4 separate regions of the Homo sapiens genome follow, and regions 2, 3 and 4 are each linked to region 1. A link is a contact called in ENCODE Hi-C data. All regions are on one chromosome and are shown on one strand. Each heading gives the region's core, a stretch centred on a gene start or an enhancer-like site at or near the end of the contact. The rest is flanking DNA. Distances are from core to core; before and after follow the strand shown. Region 1 overlaps LINC02641 (long intergenic non-protein coding RNA 2641). Region 2 holds the start of PLEKHA1 (pleckstrin homology domain containing A1). Region 3 overlaps LHPP (phospholysine phosphohistidine inorganic pyrophosphate phosphatase). Region 4 overlaps FAM53B (family with sequence similarity 53 member B).

What was found. A loop is a pair of places that touch in the nucleus more often than their neighbours do. Pooled maps may share reads with other maps.
Region 2: a pooled map shows a loop between it and region 1 (8-fold over the local background). The contact joins the promoter of PLEKHA1 here to the enhancer-like site in region 1. A Hi-C loop is called at or near these places in 6 of 37 single-sample maps with no recorded cell type and 5 of 50 pooled maps.
Region 3: a loop to region 1 is called in a pooled map, with 4 times the contacts of the local background. The contact joins two enhancer-like sites. A Hi-C loop is called at or near these places in 1 of 168 maps with a recorded cell type or tissue (OCI-LY7), 1 of 37 single-sample maps with no recorded cell type and 5 of 50 pooled maps.
Region 4: a map of GM12878 shows a loop between it and region 1 (2.6-fold over the local background). The contact joins two enhancer-like sites. A Hi-C loop is called at or near these places in 1 of 168 maps with a recorded cell type or tissue (GM12878), 7 of 37 single-sample maps with no recorded cell type and 4 of 50 pooled maps.

Annotation. Positions count from the first base shown.
Region 1 is chr10:123,396,881-123,399,809 of GRCh38, forward strand. All of the region lies in intron 6 of LINC02641 (long intergenic non-protein coding RNA 2641), which reads left to right. Among named protein-coding and RNA genes, the nearest start is that of LINC02641, 50 kb to the left of the region's middle. RefSeq lists an enhancer at 1,205-1,514. Within about 2 kb of position 1,436, at least 2 of the 41 ENCODE cell types and tissues checked have a DNase peak (open chromatin) inside an H3K27ac peak, as active enhancers do; they include GM12878 and OCI-LY7, where a contact is called at or near this core.
Region 2 is chr10:122,372,735-122,375,960 of GRCh38, forward strand. It overlaps PLEKHA1 (pleckstrin homology domain containing A1), which reads left to right and starts at 1,974. Exons shown (of 12, transcript NM_001001974.4): 1 at 1,974-2,072. RefSeq lists silencers at 1,682-1,831, 1,972-2,081, 2,122-2,191, 2,212-2,371, 2,382-2,581.
Region 3 is chr10:124,600,012-124,603,184 of GRCh38, forward strand. The region is part of intron 6 of LHPP (phospholysine phosphohistidine inorganic pyrophosphate phosphatase); the gene reads left to right. Among named protein-coding and RNA genes, the nearest start is that of FAM53B-AS1, 100 kb to the right of the region's middle. Within about 2 kb of position 1,425, at least 3 of the 41 ENCODE cell types and tissues checked have a DNase peak (open chromatin) inside an H3K27ac peak, as active enhancers do; they include OCI-LY7, where a contact is called at or near this core.
Region 4 is chr10:124,717,967-124,721,231 of GRCh38, forward strand. All of the region lies in intron 1 of FAM53B (family with sequence similarity 53 member B), which reads right to left. Among named protein-coding and RNA genes, the nearest start is that of FAM53B-AS1, 16 kb to the left of the region's middle. Within about 2 kb of position 1,370, at least 33 of the 41 ENCODE cell types and tissues checked have a DNase peak (open chromatin) inside an H3K27ac peak, as active enhancers do; they include GM12878, where a contact is called at or near this core.

The sequences.
Region 1 (2,929 bases), core at 186-2,685:
TTTCCTTCTCACCCCTTCCATAAGAAACAATAACTGTGCCCTTTGTATTGTTTTGAAAGTTTGTGTTGATGACGTCCATCATTAGTGAAAAATATGAAAGTAGGAAGGGAGAGGACAATTTCCTCCTGGCAGCTGGGTTCTGTTTGGTTTCTGGGAGGCCTGGCAGACAGGAGACCTGGAGTCCTGGCCTGGTTTTACTTCAACTCAATGGAGTGACCTTGGGCTAGTCCCCTTCTCCTTCTGACTGTGGTTTTGTGAAGATGCATCCATGGCTCACGTATGTGCAGGGCTCCAATGACAGCCCCTGCAGTCCAGGGCCAGGGAGCTAAGGTGCCCTTTGTCTGTGTGTTTTCCCTGTAGGGAGTGCCCCAGGATAAGCTGGTGAGATGGCAGGGTGGCACCTGAGTGGGCTTGGGCACCAGGCTGTCATGGCTGAGGACATCTGAAGGCAAAATTGCCTGGGGACAAGCAGCTTTGGGTGTCCCATCCAAGGTGCAGTGCAGGTCCACAGAGAGGAGGCACATCTTGAAGCCAGAGAGTGGCCCCCTCCACAACAGGAAAGGGCAAAGCAAGGACAAGGGGAAAGTGTCCTGGCAAAAAAACAAAAACAAAAACAAAACAAAAAAAACACACAACCCAAAACTGGAAATTCTCTTTCTCTTTCAGTTGAACCTCTTGGCTGGGCCAGTACCCGAAAAGCCACACCGAATAATCTTGGGGAATAGCTGTGCGACCATCCTTTCCCAGCATGCTCAGGATTCTGCAAATGTCCTCTGCCTTCTCTAAGGCCCCCATCTCCCTTTCAGGGTTCTGTAGCGTGTGTTCAACTTCTGGCCTGTGTCTTTCACTGTGTCGGGGTATTTTTAGGGGGATAGAATAGGGTGAGAAGCAACAGGAACTATCATGACTGGGGGGAATAGGCAGGCCCAGTATTAACGTGGCGTGTGTGTGTGTGTGTGTGTGTGTGTGTGTGTGTGTGTGTGTGTATTTGTGTGAATGTGTGCATGTGTGTGTTTGTGTTTGTGCATAGCACCTCAAGTGTAGGCATCTTTATTCCCAAGACAGCCCTTGCCAAAGACAGGGTCAAGTCACATGCTCTTAGACCTGATAATTCTGCTTATGTGATTTTCACTTCAAATGATTTCCTGTTAGGCATAAAGGTTTCTACTAAAGAAAAATTTAAGGTCCTCACACAAGCCACTTCTGCTCCTCCACTTCTTAAAGAACCAAGTTAGATTTTAGTGCATTCAGCATGGGGCAAAACAGTGTCTATTAATTAGACTTTCATTTCTATTGACAATGGGGCCTACAGGCCTTGCACTGAGGTGGACACAGACCTTTTGTGGTGCCCTGTTGATCCTGGTTCTGCTCGTGGAAAATTAGGCCTGATTGCCCTATGAAGGCCCCTTCTCTAGTTTCCCTCTCTCACCTGCTAAGTCTCCATTCTTCCTCTAACTGCTTTAAATAGGTCAGCTGAGTTTCATTCTTACAGTCATCAGGCCTTTGGTGAAGGCATCTGTGCTCTTGCTGAAGTCTGCAACATTTCCCAACATGCAGGCCAAGGGCCCTTCTCTTTCGGTCTGACCACTTGTCTGTTCATGCATGCATGCTTTCATTCATTCAGAAAATGTGTCAAGAAAAGAGCACATGATTTGGAGGCAGACGTAATTCAGTGGTGTGCCGGAGTGGGATATTTCCAGCTTGCAAAAGCGGATTGCTAAATTTGTAAGTGTTTTGCAGCTGGTTTTTAAACATATATTAAAAATGAAATTGTAGAAAATTGCAATTAAATAAATTATATCAAAAACAGAAAATAAATACTCAAAACTCATCATTTTCTAATTATTTTATAACATTGTATTACCATCTGTATCAGAGGTTTCCAAAGTTTTTCTATGAAAGTGCAGATAGTAAGTATTTTAGGCTTTCTTGTCTCTGACACACTATTCAGGTCTGCTGTTTTAAGGTAAAAGGAGCCACAGACAATGCATCAAAGAATGGGCATGGCTGTACTCCTGTAAAACTATTTATAAACATGTAGCACTAGATTTGGCCCATAGCCCAGGTCAAGTTTGCCAACTCTTGATCTATGCTTTTGAGGTTATTTATGTCTGTAATATCCTTCTGGTGGAAATACTGTATAATGGTTGCTCCCCAACTCTGCCTTCCATGAGCTCATGCTGGCAGCTTGGAATCAGCCATGGTGGGAGTATTTACACCACAGAAATTGGCAAACACTAACAATCAGTTCTCTTTTCCCAGAGAACTGGCTAAACATTCACGGGGACACCACTGGGTGCGTCTGAGTCTTGACTCCGTGTTATATTAGCTCTGTGGCCTTAGGCACATGATTTACTTTCTGAGCTTTAGTTACCTTCAATAAAGGCAGAGACTGTGCCTATCCCAGAGCACTGGCAGGGGCTGAAGTGACACAATGTGACCTAACGCGTGTAAAGCACACAGCCATGGGGCCTGGTTTAAGGGGGATTCACAGTTGAGACAAGAACTGGCTCTGGCCTCAGGAATTCTCAGGGTCCCGGAGGGAGAAGGTATAGCTCAACCATAGAACGTAAAAGAAAGAATCATAACCTGCAGTGGAAAGATCTGATCAGCCACTCTCCAACCTGGGGACTTCTGACAGCTGATTCTTGGGCCTCAGAGCTATGGTTTCAATCTCAACCACGACCCTCCAGGCAAGCCCTCTGCAACCCAGCTCCTGCCTCCACTTCCCACTGCTGACCCGACCACACACCCCGAGACCCTTCGCCCTTCCTGATGCACAGTCACGCCCTACAGTCCTTGTTCCCACTACCCCCCTCTTCCTGCGCCTCCCGTCCCTGCCCTTGTCTCTGGACTCAGCTCACAGGCAGCCTCCCTCCGTAGCTTCTCAGCCACTCCCAGATAGATCTCCCCATCTACAGGCTTCTAT
Region 2 (3,226 bases), core at 724-3,223, 1.0 Mb before region 1:
TTCTCAGGACCAGTATTTTCAGATCAAATAAAAGATGTGAATTTGACTTTGAATTTCAAATAAACAAATTTCCCATCTGGAATCTTCTAGGATTCTAGCACTGACAAGCTAGAGACTCCTTCCAGACCTTCTAGCCAGGGAAGGCAAACTCAAATGCCTACAGGGATAAGACAGGTGACACCTAGATTTTTATTTTTAAATGTTAACCACACATTCAGTTAAATCAACAAAAACCCACTGTGTGGACCAAAGGAAACAATCTGCTCTGGCTACTTTATAAACTATAGTGAGGCCAAACCCTTTCAACCATTATACAGATGAGGACCCCAAAAGGGACAGATGTCAGCAAGGCTGCATAGCTAAGGTTTCTCAAAAGATAACCAAAATATCACGTTGGATGAAAGGCAATTGAAAATGCTAAGTCTCAAAGAGGCAGTCAGAGAGCCGTTCTATGCAGTTTGCAAGATGTTTTCACCTCCATCAATTTATCAGACTCTGAGAACATTCTGCAAGGCAGGCAGGGTGGATGACACTCATTTACAGTCGAGGTCACTGAGGGTCAGAAGGGCAAAGTGTCACTCTCTGCATAAAGTCACATAGGTAAGTCTACACAGGAAAATCTAGGGCTGTTCTTCACTACACCTCTGATTCAGATAACAGGTAGGCTTCCTCTAAGATTTTAATAAAGACAAACTCAAAATCCTGTATGATGCCCCATGAAGAGAAACAAGTCAGGAGGCCAGGCTGAGCCCCCAGACTTCTAACCCAGTTCGCAAATAAAGAAAGTGGCAAAGTAGATAGATTCCAGCCTGTCACCAGGGTTGTGTCTTCTGTCCTAGCAGCTGTACAGCTTGTCTTACCACTGGACATTTGTTTCATGTACATTTTCACATAGGAAGGATATTCTAAAAGATGTTGATAAAGATTTTTTAAAGGGTTTGAAGGGGATAGGATGTGATCTAAGGTTGTGCAAGGAGAGGAAAGGAAGAAGCACACAAAAAGAACAAATATTTATTAAGAGCCTAGAGTGGCATGCGCTGTGAAAGGCGTGGCATGTAATTCTTTCCCAGTTCTTTGCCTGTCTGAATATTTCTCATTCTTCAGGTTTCAGCTCAGATATCACATCCTCAGAGAACTTGCCTTGCCACTCTCTCTGAAGAGCCTCCCCCCGTCCCCGCCACCGCTACTGTCTCTTGAACTTTCTCAGTCTGGCCATTCTATTAAAATCTGGAACGATTTTGCTAGTTTGCGGACGAGTTTCCCCCAAGCTGCAGGCTCCATAAGGGCAGTGACAGTGTCTCTTTCTCAGATGAATGCCGGGTTGCCTATCGCGTACTTGGCACACAGTTAAGTGCTCGAGAAATTGCTAAACACTCAACGAATATTTACCAGAATACATATTTATGCTCCACCGTTGCTGAAAGAATTTCGACTAACCCTTCTTTAAGTCTCTCTTACCCTCCTGTACTATTAACACCATTGTAAGTAGGCAGTGGAGCTACATTTGCAGGGAGAGAGAAGAGCGAAAAATTGGCGCGCAGAGCTGTAAAGCGTTTTTCTCCAGGTCACACCGCAGCCTGTAAATTTGTGACACTTGGACCGATTATGGGACAGCTTGCAAACAAATTATCTGCAAACTAACGAAGCCTATTTTTAAAGATCCCTGTTCCTCGCAGCTCTAGGCGATGACATCAGAGAACCCGGAGTTCTACCTCCGAGCCAAGCCCAGTGGTGGTCAAAAACTACGAATACCAGGAAGCACCGCGGCGCGGCGGCCCAGAGCTCCGCGCGCAGGCCTCCCCGGCGCGCCGAGGCCGCCGCCGCTGGAACCAGGAAGACGCCAGAAACTCGGCCCGCCACGCCGCAGGGACCCGCGCGGGGCCTGCCGGGACTCGTAGTCTCTGCGGGCTGGGAGCGCCCGCTCCGGAATCTCAGCCGCCGTCTGAGGGCTGAGGCAGCGTGGGGACGCGTGCGCAGTGCGCGGGCTGGCCGTCGCGGACGCCGCTCCGGGCAGCCGAGCCTCTGTGGGAGCCGGGGCCGCGGCGGCGCGGGTGCTCCGGGCCGAGGCCGCGGTAAAGTTTAGCTTGAAGAACGCGGCCGCGCTGGAGCAGGGGTGGTGGACGGGGCCAGGCGCGAGGTGGCGGCGGCTGCGGGGCTGCCGGGCTGCTGGAGCGCGGTTCCCGCTGTGGCGAGCGGGGAGGCGTCCGCAGAGGGGCGGTGGGTGCTGGTGAGTGCGGAGCCGGCGCCCCCTCTGCGCACGTCCGCGCCACGCGCCACAGCACCTGGAGGCCGCCGGGCCGGCTCACCTGCCCTGGCTTGGGGCAGCGGGAGGGGGCGGCGTCTTCTTCCCGTGGGTCCCCGATTGTTTTCCCGACGTCAGCCCTCAGCGGCGCCCGGCGGGGGAGGGCGGGAGGCCCGCGGCGGTCGCGGGGCCGACGAGCTCCTCGGCGTCTCCGCCCCCCGAGAAATCCCGCTCGGGGCGCGGTGCGCGCAGCTGCCCGGGGATTCCCGGTGGCGCCGGTCGGAGCGCCTCCCTCCAGGGCTGTGCCCGCGGGGCGCGCGTCCCCGGGCATCCTTTCCTGGTGTTTAATGCATTTTGGCTTCAGGACTTGCCGAGGCCGAAGCCGGCTCCGCCCTGGGCCCTGAAGTCGGGCGGTGTCCGCGATTTACCTCCGCACCTTCGGGGCAGGTGGCCAGAGGCAGCGTTGAAAGCGACTTGCCCAAGGTCACGCAGGTGGCACCGGGGAGGCGACCAGACCCAGGTCTTTCGACGCCGAGGCCAGCTGCCAACCGCAGAGCTTTGGGGCCGTCTTGAGTGGTTTGTGGTTTGTTTCAGATGCTTTCTATTGACCTCCTGGAAAGAGGGGAAAGTGTGTCATAATGAAAGCGGTCCTGTTGCTTATAGTGTTTACCGCCTTTGGTAGAATTCTGGTGAGGCTGTGCCCCCGCGCAGAGCATCTACCGTGGTCTGGGCGTATAAATAATGAAACTCCTTTGCTCTCTGGGGGCAGTACAAGAAGAGGTTCAAGGAACAAATAAATATCCAGGCAGTTTCTGCGTTTTCCTCGTCTGTTTGTTTCACCTTCCAATTCTGCAGTACTGGTTTTCTTATTTTACAATTGATCGTTGTTTTAATAAGATTTTCTTTGTTTTAATGAAGTCATTGCCCCTTGTGAGTTAGTTTTCTAAATAGAAAATCTTATTTCCTGTGTGTTTAATGACTGGA
Region 3 (3,173 bases), core at 175-2,674, 1.2 Mb after region 1:
TGAGAGGGTGTTCCAGGCAGAGGAGGTGGCAGAGAAAGGCACCAAGTGAGGCAGGGGCAGTTGGGGACATGAGTGCTCGGGAGCGGGGAGAGGGGGCAGCTGGTGGGTAAGCAGAGGCCAGCTCCAAGGCCCCCCTGTGGGCCACATTAGGGAGACAGGGTCTGGCCTTGTTGGTAGCGCGGCCCCTCGCAGTGATGGGTCCCCTGTCAGACCTCCAGGATCCTGGGTTGCTGGTTTGGCGCAGCCCCGGCTTCTGTGAGCTTTTGTTTCTGTTACTGGCACCTGCAGCTCTTCCTAGGCCCCTGCCCTGGGGCACTGGTGCCTGCTTCGCCAAAGGCACAGAGGGCTGCAGGCGACTGGGGCAGGGTGGGGGGCTCGCCTCTTAGGGCTCAGCTTCACTGGCCAGAAACAGGGCTGGCTCGATCTGGGTGTTGGCCTGGGTGGGGTGGCCAGCATGCCCACACCTCTCAGTCTGGATGTGGGGAGAGGTTGTTCCATCCAGGGCAGTTGGTCTCCAGAAGGAAATTCTCTGTATCTGGGTGCTGCAACCTAGGTGCCCGGGGTCTCACGCAGTGGGGCCTCCCCGGAGGAGGTGAAGTGCATGTGGCCCCTCGTGCTGGATGGAGCTGGACTCTAGGGAGGACCAGGAGGGTGAGCTCAGGCCAGGGCGCCAAGGCCCTGAGCCCCAGGGGCCTGCCTGTCTGCCCATCATTCCTCCACTCATGGGGAGGGACTGCCCCCCAGCCCAGATTTCTAGGAGGGCCGAGGCTCACAGGAAGCCAATGCCAGGCGATAACCCACAGTCCCCAGTGGTCAGTAGGAAGGAGGCTGCCTGCTTGTGTGCTCATTAGGAGCCAAGGCCATGAGGCCACTAACGGAATGTCCCTGATCTCAGGGATCTCAGTGTGGAGGTGGCAGCACACAGGTAACCAAACAATTGTGGCAGATTGATGGGTGCTTTGATGGGGTCCACACAGTTACCGTGGAGTGCAGAGTGGGCACCTAACTGAGGAGGCAAGGGTTGGAGGGAGGAAGGTTTCAGGGAAGACTTCCTGGAGGAGGTGACTTGTTCTTAGGGAATGAGGCCCAGGGAGCTAAAGCTTTAGGGCAGGGCAGCAGATTCAGAGACACCCCCAGGGGTAGGGGGAAGTGCACTAGAGTGACGTGTGCCTGGCGTGGGAACAGGGAGACATTAGAGAATAGTGGGAGTGTGGCAGGCTGGGCCCGCCTTGCCCCTTTCAAGGAAGCAGCTGCCGCGTCACACGCTGCAGCGCAGTGCTGCCCATGGTTTGTCGGCCCATATTGTGGGATCTTTCAGATTTTCTCAAGAAGCCAGGTTTCCAGCTCCTAGGTTTGAAAAGTTCTATGTGCGCTTGACCGGGGGGCCTTACGTACGTGAATTGGGTGAGGGCCTGAGACAGGCGGGTGAGCACTTGCCCCACACTCCAGCCAGGATTGGGGGTTCAAGGTACCGCATTTGCCACGTGAGGGAGTCTCTGGAGACCACCAACCCGCTGGTGGGCGGCCAAGCGTCACCACCAGTCCCTCTCAGTGCGTCCCACCTCTGTTCTCAGCCCCTGCGGTGCCCGCAGTCAGTGGGGCAGTGAGAACCGCGCAGGAAATAGCTGGCGCCATGGTGTCGGTTCTGGTTGACAGAGTGCCACCTGGCTAAACCCAGCCGTAAATAAGCCCCGTTTCCTCCCTGTGGACAGAGACTGGTGGGTGCCAAGGTTCACGGCAAAAACCCTTCCCCGCCAGGCCCCACTGCTCTCTGCCTGGCTGGCACACGCCCTTGCCTCAGGCCTGGCTCCCCGGGTCCTGTTGACCACCAGGCTGCAGATCCCAAGGAATGCAGGCATCTGGGTGGCCCCACGTGGAGCACCAGCCATGGGGAGGCCGTGGGCTACCAGGCCCTGCGTGCACTCGCAGCATGCACCACTCCTTCTCCAGGTCCCGTTGACCTCCATGTGTGCTGTGCCCCGTCCTCCGCTGCACTGCCTCTTCGTAGTGCCCCAGCTCCATCCGGGGGTGGGTGGGAGTGGAGACCCCTGCCTACAGGCCTCCGGGTCTAGCCAGAGTCAACCAGCCCACCAGAGACACCCAGATGCAGGCTATGCCCCACGTGCCCAGGGAGGATCTGCTGACGTGAGCCCAGATTTCGATTCTTGTGCGAGGGAGACGAACCAGGTTTAAACCCCAGCTCTGCCACTTCTGGCTGTGACTTTGAGCATGGCTGTTCATCTCTGGGGGTCTCTCTCCTCATCTCAGAGAAGCAGATCATGGTGCGCACCCCATGGCGCGCTGTGCAGAGCACATAGAGACGCCACCCACAGCTGGCTTACTGCAGAGGTGTGGGCCCATTGTGGTATCGCTGATGTCCTGGAGGCCACAAGTCTGCTAGCTAGAGGAGCCTCACCTGCATCCCGGGGCCTGCCCACTGGCTGGTGGAGAGCTCTGGGTTGTGGGCAGCAGGCAGGCCTATTTCCAGTGAGTCTGTGGCTCCTGGGGGTGTGTGAGACCTTGGGCAGATCCCTTCCTGTGCCTCGGTTTACCCACTAGGGCTCAGAGCCCTGGGGGACTGGCTCAGTGAGTGCCTCCTTCTGCGAGGAGAGACTTTTGTCCTTACTAGCCAGAGGACAGGTCAGCCGGGGCAGGCTCTGGGCCCTGGGCACCACCCACTGGAAGGAAAGGGGGTTCAGTTAGCCCAGCCCTGCCCCCCAATGGAAGAAAATTGGGGTTCAGTTAGCCCAGCCCTGCCCCACCCCAGCTCTTCACACATCCAGATCCAGATGGGGGCCAGACCACCAGGAGACTGTAAGGATCCAAGGCCGAGGGGCAGGAGACGCAGTGCGCCCCTCTCCTATTTCTGGGTTGCAACCGCCCACACATGTGCACACAGGGAAGATGTCTCTTTTGGTTGGGGGGCACAGGACCCCACCTCACTCTTAGCTCTGAGACACCCTTGTCAGGCCTCCTGGACAGGTGGGAGGGACAGGGCAGGGTGGGGTGTGGCCAGCTGCAGTCCCTGGGAGGGGTACTGGGGCTGGGCCAGGCCAGGGCAGGACAGAGTTGGGGAATCCAGGCCCCTCACCATTGCCCTGGCTCTTTGTATGTAGTGCTGCCTGCGGGCGGCAGCCTAGCTGGACACCTGCAGTGCGCTCATGCCCAGCCTC
Region 4 (3,265 bases), core at 120-2,619, 1.3 Mb after region 1:
CAGTCACTCAGCAGGCAGGGAGAAGCATTCCTGTTGGTGTCTACAGCTCTCACAGAACCCCCAAAGACACTGCACAGAGGGAAGGTAATCTCTCAGCAGCTGGGCCTTGGAACACAGCTGCGAGGGCAGTGATCTCTTTATCTAGGAGGCCTGCAGGCTGGTAGCCCCAACACACCGGTCTAAGACTATATCACACTGGGACATGACAGGTGATGCAAGAAGGTCCCAACAAGCTCTGTAAGAACTGCTATAGGCACGAGAGGCACCAGGTTGCCCATGTGCCACCCACTCATCAGAGGTCACATCCTAACCTCAGCTCACACTTCAGGACTTCCCCCTTCCTGATCTGACTGAGTCATATCTACCAACCTACAGGGTCTGTTGTAGAAATTAATCAGACAGGCTCATCAATCACATGGTAAGCCTTCCGCCTTCTCCCTTCTACCCCCACATCGCGCTGCAAGCTCCACCACACATTCGAGAATGCCATCATCTGCCAAAACAAAACTGGAGGGACTCTAAGCTGCCAGGCGGGTCTGTCACATGACAAGTATACCCGAGCTCTGTGGCACCTCTCAGGTCAAACAGCCAAAGCTATCTACCTGACTCCTACTGCAGGGGAGGGTTCTGGAGGGCAGGATAAATTCTAGTAAGACTACTCCCACCACCAGCCACAGCACAATGGCGGGGGAGCCGCTGCATGTGTAACAACAGCCATCTGTCTATTCACAGATCAAAATAGCACCAGATTCTTGCCTCTTAAGGCAGAGAAAGAGATTTCTGCAAAGAAGGGCTTCACCGCCAGGCGCAGTGGCTCACGCCTATAATCCCTGCACTTGGGCAGGCTGACGCAGGTGAAATGCTTGAGCCCAAGAGTTCAAGACCAGCTGGGCAACATGGAGAAATCCCCATCTCTATAAAAAATTTAAAAAATAGCCAGGTATGGTGGCATACACCTGTGGTCCCAGCTACACAGGAGGCTGAGTAGGGAGCCAGGAAGGTCAAGGCTGCAGTGAGCTATGATAGCAACACTTCACTACAGCTTAAGTGACAGAGAAAGATCCTGTCTCACAAAAAAAATAAAAAAAAAGAAGAAGAAGAAAGAAGGAAGAAGACGAAGAAAGGCTTCATGAAGTCCTAATTCAAAGCTAAGTCCAGGCATTTGGCTTTAAATTACTTAGAACTGGCCACGGAATTAATCTAAGAAGTTTGGAGGAACAGCTGCTCAACGGGTCTTGAGCTCCTTCTTTATTTTTTGGCATGCCATGGGGGTGGGGGAACAGGAGAAGAAAGGGGCACCTCATTTGCAAACACTTGCCCCACTTCCTTCTAAGCACTCTGGATATGACAATCAGGCCTCCTGACTTAGGGCAAAGACCTGGGTGGAGGGGTGTTAAAGAGGAAATGACACAGCCAACCAGAGTCACCCGGCTTTAAAGCAAACACCTTGGGATGCCAAGGTGAACTCTTCTCGGCTTTTCGTTACAGATCTAAGCGAGAGTCAAAAGACTCTGGAAGAGTTAACCCAACTTCCAAAAATGAGTAATCATCTTCCTCGTTAGAAATGGCCCAGGCTCCAGAAACAAAGATTCATTCTATTGTTTGTCCGCAGCACACCCCAAAATGCTTGAAAGACTGCCAAGTACACCAGCTGCGGCTATAGCTGTCACTGTCCCCCTAGTGGAGCCATCTGAACCAGGCTTGGTTGTACTTCCCTTGCTCTCAGGAAGCTCATTCACTAAGTCAGCAGCAAAACTCTAAAGCCAGGCCTCTGAGCACTCCTCCATGCACCTCCCAAACCAAATGTGGACTGGCCTTCACCTCGCTGTGGAAAGGGGTTCTTCCCCAGTGTCATCTGGATGGAGTTCAAAAATGTGCAGGAGAAGGAAAAGTTACACATCAAAAAACCAACACGGCCGGGCACAGTGGCTCACGCCTGTAATCCCAGCACTTTGGGAGGCCAAGGCAGGCAGATCACCTGAGGTAAGGAGTTCGAGACCAGCCTGGCCAATATGGTGAAACCCTGTCTCTACTAAAAATACAAAAATTAGCAGGGTGTGGTGGCGGGCGCCTGTAATCCCAGCTACTTGGGAGGCTGAGGCAGGAGAATTGCTTGAACCTGGGAGGTGGAGGTTGCAGTGAGCCGAGATCGCGCCATTGCACTCCAGCCTGGGTGACAAAAGAGAGACTTCATCTAAAAAAAAAAAAAAAAACAAACAAACCACCAACACTGGCCACCTCGATCAGGAGCAGACCCAAGGGAGGTGGCATAGATATGTTCTCAGACTTAAAAATAATAATAATACCAGCCTAGGCAATATAGTGAGACCTCGTCTTGACAAAAAATAAATTAGCCAGGCATGGTGGCATGTGCCTGCAGCCCCAGATACTCAGGAGGCGGAAGCAAGAGAATCACTTAGGCAAGCCAAGGCTGCAGTCAGCCATGATCACACCACTGCCTCCAGCCTGGGCAATAAAGTGAGGTCCTAGCTTCGAAAATAATTTTTTTTTAAGTCATAAAATGTAAAAACAAAAAAAGAAACCCTATCCGACTGAATAACTGGATGGGATCAGAATTGATGAAATTTAACAAGTACTGGTCAGAGGTTGACATTGAAGCACCAAAACCCAGTTTCCAGTGTGCTGGATGAACAGTTAACAGCATGCCACCAGTCCTGACAAAAGCCTGCGTGGCAGGCAACTGTACTCATTCATTCAACAAACCCTTACTGAGTGACTACTTTGTGACTGCTGGGATGATGGTAGGGGCTGAAGACATGAACATACATAAGCCACAGTCCCCTCCCATGGAAGTGAAAACTATTAACAACTGATGGATGAGTGAAATAAAAACTAAATTAAAATGCACTAAAAGGCAGAGGGTATTATTAAAATATCTTGATAAAAATAGCATGATAAAATAACTGGGACCGCTAAAGTTCAGAAATCTGGGCCGGGTGCGGTGGCTCACACCTGTCATCCCAGCACTTTGGGAGGCCAAGACGGGCGGATGGCTTGAGCTCAGGAGTTCAAAACCAGCCTGGGAAACATGGCAAAATCCCATCTCTACCAAAAATACAAAAAAATTAGCTGGGCATGGTGGTGCATGCCTGTGGACCCAGCTACTCGGGAGGTTGGGGTGGGAAGATCGCTTGAGTCCGAGAAGCGGAGGTTGCAGTGAGTCTGGATCATGCCGCTGCAGTCCAGCCTGGGGGACAGAGTAAGAATCCATCTCAAAAAATAAAGTTCAGAAATCTGCATCACA